Regions from separate parts of the Homo sapiens genome. Here region 1 is linked to region 2. The links are chromatin contacts, found by Hi-C or POLR2A ChIA-PET in ENCODE. All regions are on one chromosome and are shown on one strand. Each heading gives the region's core, a stretch centred on a gene start or an enhancer-like site at or near the end of the contact. The rest is flanking DNA. Distances are from core to core; before and after follow the strand shown.

Region 1 (6,091 bases), core at 1,700-4,199, 1.2 Mb before region 2:
GGATCATTTTATATACTGCCTCTTCCCAACTCTTAACTGGGCAAATCAACCATAATTATAAATCAAGAAAGGCAAATTTTCAAACTGCAGTTCTTCTGACTACCTCTCTGTTCCTAACTATTAACAATTCTGAGACAGGCAAGGCGCAGTCGCTCATATCTGTAATCCCAGCACTTTGGGAGGCCGAGAGTTTGAGAAGAACCCGGCCGACATAGTAAAACACTGTCTCTACTAAAAATACAAAAATTTATTTTTTTATTTATGTATTAATTTATATGTTTTTGTATTTTTAGTAGAGATGGGCATGGTGGTAGGCACCTGTAATCCCAGCTACTTGGGAGCCTGAGGCACAAAATCTCGAACTCTGGAGGTGGAGGATGCAGTGAGCCAAGATGGTGCCACTGCACTCTAGCCTGAGTGACAGAGTGAGACTCTGTCTCAAAAAAAAAAAAAAAAATCTGAGAAGTATGTAAGCCATAAACTAATACTTTGGTTTGTTTTTTGTTTTTTTTTTTTTTTGAGACGGCGTCTCCCTCTGTCCCCAAGGCTGGAGTGCTGTGGGACAGATCTCCGCTCACTGCAACCTCTGCCTCCTGGGTTCAAGCGTTTCTCCTGTCTCAGCCTCCCAAGTAGCTGGGACTACACGCGCACACCACCACGCCCAGCTAACTTTTGTATTTTTAGTAGACACGGAGTTTCTCCATATTGCCCAGGCTGGTCTCAAACTCTTGATCTCAGGTGATCCACCCACCTCAGCCTCCCAAAGTGCTGGGATTACAGGCGTGAGCCACCACGCCCAGCCAAATTAATACTTTTTAAAACCAATTCACAGCTACCTGACATATACAAAACCCTGCACCAGGCTTGACAGGATAAAGGTATAAAACATAAATCCTACCTGGCTAGGGCACTCAGAATTATTCTTACCTATTCCAAGCATTTTTTCCTGCACTTCCCCAATCTATTCTCCTATCCCTCCCGACAGATACAACTTCTGTTACTGATGAGCCATCAGAACACAAACTGTGAGAAGTCATTCTGGAAATACACTATCAAGGGCATGACTGGAAATATTCTGGGAAGAACAAAGAACTTTCCAGTCACCGGAGCAAGAACAAAAGGCTTCTTCTCATTCCCAACACCCTCAAAGAAAGCTTTCCAAGTACCACACAACCCCTAACTGCACAAGTAGAGGAGACATGCTTGAAATCTAGTTGGATGTCAGATAGAATAACTCCTATACTAGGAGAAACACCAAGGAATTACTAAGATCAGTATCTTCGCCTTGCATGGAAAAAGAGGCTTCTGAGTCCCAACTATGTTGCTTCCCAGGGTATGGATAAATCATTTCTCTCTGAGCCTCATTTTTACTATCTGTAAAATAGGGATAGAAGCATCTTTCTCACCAGACGGGAAACTGGATACATAAAGTTAAATGAGACATAGTTTCTGTTCTCCAGAAGCTTAGTCTAGTGACTGAGCCATATAAACAAACAGGTTATTGCACGGCAGTGGCAGAAATCAGCACTTGGGAGGGACTCCAAGCCTAGTCCGGGGGACAAGCATGAGTCAGGAAAGGCTTCCCGGGAAGAAGTGTTTCCTAAATTGAGGTCTGATGGAAGACTAAGGGTCAGAGAACAAAGGGGAGGAGAATTGGAAAAGGCTTCTCACGTCAGAAGAAACAGCGTGTGCAAAAACCTGCAGGTGAAAGACATCATGCTGCTTCTGAGGGACCACAACGATTCAGTATAGCTGGAGGAAAGCACCAGGCCTGACCCACAAGAGCCTCCCCAACTTCATTAAGGAATTTGAGCTTTCTTCTGCAGGAACTAAACGTCTGACTACAAAGGCGGTAGGGAAATCATATCTGCACTTATTTATTTATTTTGTTCCTTACCAGCAGGAAGTCACATATTTGCATTTTAGAAGGATGACTGATTGCAGAGAGGAGAATGGATTGACTGGAGGGGACCAGAACGGGTTCTTCCACTCCCCAGTCTAGATTAAACTCACCTGTTAAATTCTTTAGCAACCTTACATTTCTCCACTCCAGCCCTCATCTCTCCTGCAATTAATTAACTGACCCAATACCTGCTTCCTTCACTGCGACACTGAATGCCACGTTAGGGGAGACAACTGATGCACTGGGCACTGCGCTTGCCACATATTAGACAGAAACACACACACACACACACACACACACACACTGCGCTTGCCACATGTTAGAAACACACACACACTGCGCTTGCCACATATCAGAAACACACACACGCACACACGCCAACGATTTAGACAACTACAGTACCTTTAGAGAAACTGGTGTCCTGGACTAAGACGCTGGTAGTAGACATGGGGGAAAAAGTGAAAGATACGCAAGCCTTGGCGACTGACTAAATGAGGGAGGGAGAAGAGGCAAGCAGGACTCCAGGTTTCTAGACCAAGCAACTGTGTGGATGCTGGCTCCCTTCACCGAGACTGACCACCCCAGAGCGGTTAAGTGGGAGAGAAGAAGAACAAAGAGCTCCGTTTGGAGAGCCCATTTCACATGCCTCCAGGCCCCAAGGACGGTAACCCATTATTGTTTCCACGCCCAATTTACCATCTCACATCGTGGCTTCCAGGCGATCCGCAAGCCTTCCAGAGCCTCAGCTCCTCAAAGCTTCGAAACACACAACCTTCCGCGACTATACGCACGCCCGCACCCCGCAGTTTTTCGGGCCTAATCTACCCACCACCTGAGGCCCAGCGGTCTTTCTTCGACTCGCGCCACGCCGGGCAGCCCCACCCTGAAACTCACTTTTGCGGGCCTCGGACACCTTCTCGGCTGCCCGCTTCTCGGCCTGCAGCAGCTGCTGAATCCCCTGAGACTGACTAGCCATGGCGGCAGCGATTCTGAGAGCAAGGCAAGCGGCCTAAGGCACCTCGAAGGCCCCTTGGGTCAGCTGACACAGCCGCCCACAATCTGCGCTTGCTCCTTGCGCCTGCGCTTCGCCCCCGTTGTCACGTGACCGCACAGCGTAGCATCAGCTGACCGCTCTTGAACTTCTGTGATTCGGCAGAAATGGGGCGGGGCGGGGCTGAGGAGAAAGGAGCGGAGCTCCTCGACTGCGCCTGTGCAGTCTACTGCGCAGTACTGCCCTCTACTCCTCTGTCCGCTCCCTGGCCTCTTTTAATGGCTACCCTGTCGCTGGTTCACTCTGTAGCCGCCCTGCCACGTATAGTGTCTGTTTGCAGTATGCTCAACGTCAAGAGAGGAGGGGCCAAGTCAAATCACTTTCCTCCTACTCTCCACACTGCTCTACTCACTCCCTTTCTGGGACTTTCTTTGGCACTCAAAATTTTATCGGGGTAGTTCAGGAAGATTCTTGCCAGTTCCGGGGATAGAGTCTTGGGTTGCCAGTTAGGAGACTCGGGATCAAGTCTGCCGCTAACCTGTGTGATTTTGGACAGGTCGCTATCCTTTTCTGAACCCGAGTTCAGGAATGGACTGGACTGTTTCCCATAAATATTTGATGAAAGCCTGCTGTGATCCTAGTCCACTGTTGATATTGAGGACATAGCAGAGAGCAGGGCAAACAAGGTCCCGGCGGAGCTCACAGTTTATGGACACAGACAGATTAATTAAAATAAATAGACAATTACAAACTGTGATAAAGTCATGAAGGAAAAATGCAGGGTGCCGTAAGAAGGAACCTTTAGTAAGGGGAGAGGAATATGGAGGTGTCTCTGAATGCTGTACCAAGGAAGTGGTGTTTAAGATCTGAAGGCCAGGCGCAGTGGCTCACGAGCCTGTAATCCCAGCACTTTGAGAGGCCGAGGCGGGTGGATCACTTCAGGTGAGGAGTTCGAGACCAGCCTGGCCGACGTGGTGAAACCCCGTCTTTACTAAAAATACAAAAATTAGCCGGGCGTGGTGGCGCGCGCCTGTAATCGCAGCTACTCAGTAGGCTGAGGCACGAGAATCGCTTGAACCCGGGAGGCGGAGGCTGCAGTGAGCCGAGATCGTGACGCTGCACTGCAGCCAGGGCGACAGAGCAAGACTGTCTCAAAAAAATTAAAATTAAAAAATTAAAATAGGCCAATCGCGGTGGCTCACGCCTATAATCCCAGCACTTTGGGAGGCTGAGGCCGGCGGATCACGAGATCAGGAATTTGAGACCAGCCTGACCAATGTGGTGAAACCTGGTCTCTACTAAAAATACAAAAATCCGGGCATGGTGGCGCGCGCCTGTAATCCCAGCTACTCAGGAGGCTGAGGTAGGAGAATCGCCTGAACCTGGGAGCTGAGGTTGCAGTGAGCCGAGATCGTGTCACTACACTCCAGCCTGGGTGACAGAGCAGACTCCATCTCAAAAATAAATAAGTAAATAAATAATAAAAATTCTCAAAAAATAAAATAAGATCTGAAGAATAAGAAGTTACCCAGGAAAGGATAGTGGGGGATGGAGGCGGTGGGAGATGATTAGGGGAAAAGGACCAGCGTGTGCGGAGTTGGGGAGGGGGTCAACTTGGCACGGAGACATCTCCCCATCCACCGTGAATAGGGAAATAGGAAGCCATGGTTTGAGTTTACAGTATGACGGGCCCTTGTCATCGCTTCACTCACTCCTCACATTAACTTTGATACTGTTACTAATTCCATTTTATATTGACCAAACTGAAGCTCAGAGAGTCGCAAAGTCTCTGAGCCAAAAGTCATGCCCCTATTAACACACAGACAGGGTATTTGAATCCAGTCAGGGCTGCAGAGTAAAACCTCTGAGCTACTGCTTTTCTGCCGGAATCCTCTGGGCTGAGGAAAGGACCAGGTGACCTCTTAGAGTCCACTGAGTGCTGAGAACATAAAATAATGCCAGAATTTTTCTTGATACAAAGATTCTTCACTCCAGGAGCTGGATTCATGGCTCAGGACATTTTCATTTGATTGACGTGGTGGGGTTGGAAAGAACAGAATTTCTATCCTTTTCTGATGTGAGAAACAGGACTGGAAAGAGTTTTGAAGATAAAACAGAATAGAGCACATGGGCCCACATGTCTCCTGCCTGAGTTACTATATTCCTTAAAGGATAAATTACACTAATCCTTGCCTCTTTTACACATAAGATAACATCTGACAGAGTTAGTGATTATACTTCTGCAAATGTACCTTATTTCTTTTTCTTTTTTCTTTTTTTTTTTTTCTTTAGATATTCTGTAGCCCAGGCTGGAGTGCAGTGGCGCGATTTCGGCTCACTGCAACCTCCGCCTCCCGGGTTCAAGCGATTCTCCTGCCTCAGCCTCTCGAGTACCTGGGATTACAGGTGCCTACCACTGTGCCTGGCTAATTTTTTTTGTAGTTTTAGTAGAGATGGGGTTTCCCCATCTTGGCCAAGCTGGTCTTAAACTCCTGACCTCGTGATCCACCAGCTTCGGCCTTCCAAAGTGCTGGGATTACAGGTGTGAGCCACCCCGACCAGCCAGTTAAAGTACATTTTAATAAAGAAATAAAGGCTGGGCGTGGTGGCTCACACCTGTAATCCTAGCACTTTGGGAGGCTGAGGCGGGTGGATCACAAGGTAAGGAGTTCCAGACCAGCCTGGCCAACATGGTGAAACCCCATCTCTACTAGCAATACAAAAATTAGCTGGGCATGGTGGCACATGCCTGTAGACCCAGCTACTCGGGAGGCTGAAGCAGAAGGATCCCTTGATGCCAGGAATTAGAGGCTGTAGTGCACTATGATTGCCCCTGTAAATGGCCACTGCACTCCAGCATGGGCAATGCAGGGAGGCCCCATCTGTATAAACAAAAGGAGAACAAAAGAAAGAAACCACAGTTCACTCAGTCAATCAATGGAAGACAGCAATACACACTTCTAGAGGTGGCATGAAGATTAAAAGAGATGATGGTACCCCAAAACTGGAAACAACCCAAATGTCCATCTACTGATGAGTAGATAAAATGTAGCATATTCATACAATAGAATAGTATTTGGTTATAAAAAGGAAATAAAGCTACAACGTGGATGAAACTTGGTAATATGCTAAATGAAAAAAGCCAGGCACAAAAGACTACATATTATACAGTTCCGTTTATAGGAACAATCCAGAAT
Region 2 (6,609 bases), core at 4,110-6,609:
CGGTGACCCTGAAAAGTAGACAGTATCAGACATTCTTGGATTCTGTGAAATGCAGTTGAACCTCTGGTCTCCCAGTTGCCCTTCCCACCCCCACTTCTGCTTCATGCTTATAACACAAAACCAGTTTTGCAAGTGAGTCGGGCTCTCTCTTGCAGGTCCAAAGTCTGTGACTCTGCACTTTGTGTTTCTTCCCAGGCCTGAACCCAGTGAACAGACCAACTTGGAACATAGGAGAAAGTTTTGTTTTTTTGTTTTTAAGAGTTGAAAGGAAGAAAATTAGGCCAGGCACAGTGGCTCATGCCTATAATCCCGGCACTTTGGGAGGCCAAGGTGGGTGGATCAGTTGAGGTCAGGAGTTCTAGACCAGTCTGGCTACACGGCGAAACCTCGTCTCTACTAAAAATACAAAAAATTACCCGGGCACAGTGGCGCACACCTGTAATCCCAGCTACTCAGGAGGCTGAGGCAGGAGAATTGCTTGAACCTGGAAGGCAGAGGTTGCAGTGACCCCAGATCGCATCACTGCACTCCAGCCTGGGTGACAGAGTAAGACTCTGTCTCACAAAAAAAAAAAAAAAAAAAAAGGGCCAGGCTCGGTGGCTCATGCCTGTAATCCCAGCACTTCGGGAGGCTGAGGCAGGTGGATCACCTGAGGTCAGGAGTTCAAGACCAGCCTGGCCAACATGATGAAATCCTGTCTCTACTAAAATACACAAATTATCTGGGCGTGGTGGCAGGCACCTGTAATCCCAGCTACTCGGGAGGCTGAGGCAGAAGAATCGCTGGAACCCAGGAGGTGGAGGTTGCAGTGAGCTGAGATGGCACCATTGCACTCCAGCCTGGGCAACAAGAGTGAAACTCCGTCTCAAAAATGGAAGAAAGAGAGAAAGAGACAGAGAGAGAGGGAGGGAGAGAGAGAGGGAGGGAGGGAGGGAGGAAGGAAGGGAGGAAGGGAGGGAGGGAAGAAGAAAGGAAAGAAAGAAAGGGAAGGGAAGGGAGGAGGGAGGGAGAAAGGAAGGAAGGAGAGAGAGAGAGAAAGAGAGAGAGAGAAGAGGGAGGGAGGGAGAGAAAGAAAGGAGAGAGAGAAAAGAGGGAGGGAGACAGAGAGAAAGAATGAAAAAAAAAGAAAGAAAGGAGGGAAGGAGGAAGAGAAAGAAAGAAAGAGAGGAAAGAAAGAAAATTAGATACATGTTTGTGTGCTGCTAGAAAACTGTGTCATAGCATAACCAAAACTGTCACCTCAGCAATCCCTGGGGAGTGAGATGGGGTGGGGAAGCCCTTCTCTCCCTGCCCCAAGGCTACTGCCCTTGTTCAGTAAGCAGGCTGAGGCCCCACACCCTTCTTTCCGGTTCCTCACCTGGAGTACTTTCCTTGATCTTAACCTGACAACCTCCTTCTCACCATTCAGATCTTTGTTCCTTCCTTGACCACCTCATCCAAAGAGATACCCTGTCACTGTTCATAAAATGATTGTTTTTACCGCTTCCACTTCTCTCTCTGAAATCACTTTGTTTATTTATCTACTCAATGGTTGTCTGCCCCTCCCATGCCCCATGCAGGCAGGAACCACCTTGTTTCCCACTGAATCCTCAGAGAAGGACAGGGGACACAGAGCCCACAGATGTTAGGTGGTCAATGAATGAGGTTGGGTGTTGGTGGGGGGCTGGCTTTTTATTTTGTACACGTTTGTATTTTGCATTATTATTATTATTTTTTGAGACAGAGTCTTGCTCTGTCACCCAGGCTGGAGTGCAATGCTGTGATGTCAGCTCACTACAACCTCTGCCTCCCAGGTTCAAACAATTCTTGTGCCTCAGCCTCCCGAGTAGCTGGGATTACAGGCACCTGCCACCATGCCCCACTAATTTTTGTATTTTTAGTAGAGATGGGGTTTCACCATGTTGGTCAGGCTGGTCTCAAACTCCTGACCTCAAGTAATCCACTGGTCTCGGCCTCCTAAAGTGCTGCAATTACAGACGTGAGCCACCACACCCAGCCTGTTATTATTTTTTAACAAGATGGGGTCTCACTTTGTTTCCTAGGCTGGTCTCATACCCCTGAGCTCAAGGGATCCTTCCACCTTAGCCTTCCAAAGTGCTAGGATTTCAGGCATGAGCCACTATGCCTAACCCTGAATATGTCTGTATTTTTTTTAATAGGAGAAAAAGCATATACATTTATTTGATCATAGTTTTTTTGTGACATGGGAGCCTTCAGAATGAAGAGCCACAGATACAGAGGAAACTGTCCATTTTTATGCTTAGGTTCAACGAAGTGTACATGGCCGTGTATGTAGGGAAAAGAGAGATCAGACTGTTATTGTGTCCATGTAGAAAAGGGAGACATAAGAAACTCCATTTTGACCTGTACCCTGAACAATTGCTTTGCCCTGAGATGCTGTTAATCTGTAACTTTGCCCCAACCTTGAGCTCACAGAAACATGTGTTGTATGGAATCAAGGTTTAAGGGATCTAGGGCTGTGCAGGATGTGCCTTGTTAACAAAATGTTTACAGGCAGTATGCTTGGTAAAAGTCATCGCCATTCTCCATTCTCGATAAACCAGGGGCACAATACACTGCGGAAAGCCGCAGGGACCTCTGCCCTGGAAAGCCTGGTATTGTCCAAGGTTTCTCCCCATGTGACAGCCTGAGATATGGCCTCGTGGGATGGGAAAGACCTGACCGTCCCCCAGCCCGACACCCGCGAGGGGTCTGTGCTGAGGAGGATTAGTAAAAGAGGAAGGCCTCTTGAAGTTGAGATAAGAGGAAGGCCTCTGTCTCCTGCCTGCCCCTGAAACTGAACGTCTCGGTATAAAACCCGATTATACATTTGTTCAATTCTGAGACAGGAGAAAAACCGCGCCGTGGCGGGAGGCGAGACATGTTGGCAGCAATGCTGCTTTGTTATTCTTTTCTCCACTGAGATGTTTGGGTGGAGAGAAGCATAAATCTGGCCTGTGTGCACATCCAGGCATAGTACCTTCCCTTGAACTTATTTGTGACTCAGATTCCTTTGCTCACATGTTTTCTTGCTGACCTTCTCCTCACTATCAGCCCGCTCTCCTATCGCATTCTTCTTGCTGAGATAGTGAAAATAGTAATCAATAAATACTGAGGGAACTCAGAGACCAGTGCCAGAGCAGGTCCTCCGTATGCTGAGCGCCGGTCTCCTGGGCCCACTGTTCTTTCTCCATACTTTGTCTCGGTGTCTTATTTCTTTTCTCAGTCTCTCGTCCCACCTGATGAGAAATACCCACAGGTGTGGAGGGGCAGGCCACCCCTTCACATGTAGAAACAGGATTGCACAAAACGCTAATAGACTGAATAGAGAAACCCACCAAGACCCATCTGTGTAGATTCTTCTTGGCCTCTCTGTGCAGTGTTCCTTCCTCCAGGGTATGCGGCAAGACCCTCTCAAAGGGGCCTGGGTGGTGGGGGCTGTCTTATGACCTGTCTTGCCTAAGGTCATAGTGCAAGGTGATGAGACTAAAGAGGAACAGAGCACAGGCACAGAAGTATCTCAAAGCTTCCCCTCCGGTACCTCCCCAGCCTCTTTGGCCCAAACCCCCTGGCTAGCAACATTCCTATAGTTCCTCAGTGTCTCTTTGGTTCGGAAAAAAAACTTTCTTGCCTGGAGGCCTTTGCATCAGGGGGTCCCTTAACCATCACTCAGATCCTTCCCCTCTGCATGGCCAACTCTCATATGTTTGTATTTTTTAGTTTTTTGAGACTAACATGCATTACATGCATACCTTATTTATTTATTATTTTTTTATTTTTTTATTTTTTTGAGATGGAGTTTTGCTCTTGTTACCCAGGCTGGAATACAGTAGCCTGATCTTGGCTCACTGCAACCTCCACCTCCCCGGTTCAAGCGATTCTCCTTCCTCAGCCTCCCAAGTAGCTGGGAATACAGGCATGAACCACCTCGCCTAATTTTGTATTTTTAGTAGAGACGGGGTTTCACCGTGTTGGCCAGGCTAGTCTTGAACTCCTGACCTCAGGTGATCCACCCACCTCAGCCTCCCAAAGTGCTGGCATTACAGGCGTGAGCCACCGCGCCCAGCCAACATACATTACTTTTGCAAACAAAGATAAAACTCTTTTTTTATTCTTCAAAAGAATAAAAAAGCTCCCTGGTGGTCTAGTGGTTAGGATTCCAGGCTCTTACCACAGGGATCTTTTTTTTTTTTTTTTTTTTTGGGGACACAGTCTCGCTCTTTGCCCAGGCAAATATTGTGCAGTGGCAGAATCTTGGCTCACTGTAAGCTCCGCCTCCCGGGTTCATGCCATTCTCCTGCCTCAGCCTCCCGAGTAGCTGGGACTACAGGCACCTGCCACCATGCCCGGCTAATTTTTTGTATTTTTAGCAGAGACAGGGTTTCACCGTGTTAGCCAGGATGGTACCACAGGGTTCTTAAAAACAAAAAGAGGCCAGGTGCGGTGGCTCATGCCTGTAATCCCAGCACTTTGGGAGGCTGAGGTGGGCGGATCACCTGAGGTCAGGAGTTCAAGACTAGCCAGGCCAACACGGCGAAACCCTGTCTCTACTAAAAATACAAAAATTAGTTGGGTGTGGTGGCACACACCTGTAATCCCAGCTACTGGGGAGTCTGAGGCAGGAGAATCGCAAGAAACTGGGAGGCGGGGGTTGCAGTGGGCTATCGCGCCACTGCACTCCAGCCTGAGCGACAGAGGGAGACTCCGTCTCAAAAAAAAAAAAAGAGAAAGAATAAAAAAGCAGGTTACTGCAGCGGACTCTACCCTCACCAAGTTATCTTGGATTTAACAAGTTTCCAACTGAAAGCAATTCCCTCCAATACCAACTGGGGACCCTGAGACCAGAGAGGGGCTGGGCCTTGCCCAGGTTCACACAACACTAAGCAAGCCAGGCTGGGTCCCAACTCCCCTCCTCCCACTCAACCTGGGTACTTCTCGGGGGTTTCCCGATCCAAAGGAGGCCAGGAGCCGGGGTTGGGGATGGGGAGCGGAGACAGCGGTGAGGAGCGGCGGTGTGGCGGGCAGGGGGTGCGCAGACAGGGCGGAGAAGGTGCTGGTAACGGGGGCTGCGGAGCGGAAGGGTGCGGGCTGGGGAACCTCAGAGGGTGCGGGGAGGGAATAAGGGGCGTAGATGGTGCAGGGTAACGGAGGCGCGCAGTGAAGGCGGGTGACAGGGGCGCAGAGAGGTGCACAGTGAGACGAAGGAGGGAGAGGGGACGGCGAGGGCGACGGGAGATGGGGCGGGAGAGGGCGAAGGTGAGGGGGATAAGGGCGGGGACGGGGCGGGGACAGAGGCGGGTCGGGATGGTAGGGAGGGGCGGCCCGCGCGATCCCCGCCCCACCGCCCGGCGCTTGCGCACCTCCGCCCGAGCTCGCGGGCCTTGCGGCTGCGTTTTCAATCTGCTTCCTTGTGAGTCAGGTGGGTCCTGGGCCCAGGAACCGGCCCGGAGCCGTGGACGCCCTACAGCTGAGAAGGGGACCCAAGGGGTCGGCCGCGGCCAAGGCCCCTAGGACCGCCGCCCCAGCTCACGCTGCCGACGGCAGCTATAGACATTCTGCGTCAGGTCCGGGCTCCTGGACTTCGCCTTTCCCGAGCCCTGGAGGTGGGGAGAAAAGGTGAGCAGTTCGTGCCTGCAGCGCAGAGCCCCAAACCCGCGGTTTTAGAAATCGAAAAAGCCCTGCCGGGCGCGGTGGCTCACGCCTTTACCGTAATCCCAGCACTTTGGGAGGCCGGGGGGCGGGGTGGGGCGGGGGAGGATCACGAGTTCGGGAGTTCGAGACCAGCCTGGCTAACATAGTTGAAACCCCGTCTCCACTAAAAATACAAAAATTAGCCAGGTGTGGTGGCGCGCGCCTGTAGTCCCAGCTACTCTGGAGGCTAAGGAAGGAGAATCGCTTGAATCCGGGAGGCGGAAGTTGCAGTGAGCCGAGATCGCACCACTGTACACCTGGGTGACAGAGTGAGACTCTGTCTCAAAAAAAAAAAAAAAGAAAAAAAGCCGGCCGGGTATAGTGGCTCACGCCTGTAATCCTAACACTTTGGGAGGCTGAGGTCGGGAGTTCGAGACCAGCCTGGCCAACATGGAGAAACCCCGTCTCTACTAAAAATACAAAAAAAAAAGGAGCCGGGGATGGTGGCGCATGCCTGTAATCCCAGCTACTTGGGAGGCTGAGGCAGGAGAATCGCTTGAACCTGGGAGGCGGAGGTTGCAGTGAGCCGAGATCGCGCCATTGCACTTCAGCCTGGGCAACAAGAACGAAACTCCGCCTCAAAAAAAAAAAAAAAAAAAAAAAAAAGCCGTGGGTCAGGAGCCAGAGCCCTCTGCTCTAGTCTTAGCTGTGCCAATGTGACTCCCTGTGTGATTTGGGGGTAAATTACTGCCCCTCACTGGGTCTCTGTCTACCCACCTGCAAAATGAGAGGATCTTTGGATGAGTCTCCTTAATTCATTTCCTGGACAAACTTCCTCCAAGGCTCCCCCAGATTTACCAGTGACGCCCTTCCCTAAGTATCAACTTAGCCGTACTTTGAACTCTGGCCCCTCAGGTTTCAAGGGGACGGCCTTGTCTGGGATCAGCTCTGTCTGGGGAAAGAAGCTGCACCAGCCTC

What was found. Hi-C counts contacts between places; a loop is a spot of excess contacts on that map. ChIA-PET counts read pairs that join two places held with the same protein, here RNA polymerase II (POLR2A). Pooled maps may share reads with other maps.
Region 1: a loop to region 2 is called in a map of naive thymus-derived CD4-positive, alpha-beta T cell, with 9 times the contacts of the local background. The contact joins the promoter of ATP6V1G1 here to the promoter of HDHD3 in region 2. A Hi-C loop is called at or near these places in 1 of 168 maps with a recorded cell type or tissue (naive thymus-derived CD4-positive, alpha-beta T cell), 1 of 37 single-sample maps with no recorded cell type and 3 of 50 pooled maps. POLR2A ChIA-PET finds 5 or more read pairs at or near these places in 1 of 52 experiments (WTC11).

Annotation. Positions count from the first base shown.
Region 1 is chr9:114,584,627-114,590,717 of GRCh38, reverse strand. It overlaps ATP6V1G1 (ATPase H+ transporting V1 subunit G1), which reads right to left and starts at 2,949. Exons shown (of 3, transcript NM_004888.4): 1 at 2,798-2,949. The coding sequence starts at 2,879. RefSeq lists enhancers at 2,514-3,023, 3,134-3,213, 2,852-3,670, 3,671-4,490.
Region 2 is chr9:113,375,736-113,382,344 of GRCh38, reverse strand. It overlaps HDHD3 (haloacid dehalogenase like hydrolase domain containing 3), which reads left to right and starts at 5,359. Exons shown (of 3, transcript NM_001304509.2): 1 at 5,359-5,616. RefSeq lists an enhancer at 1,193-1,252 and a silencer at 4,988-5,507.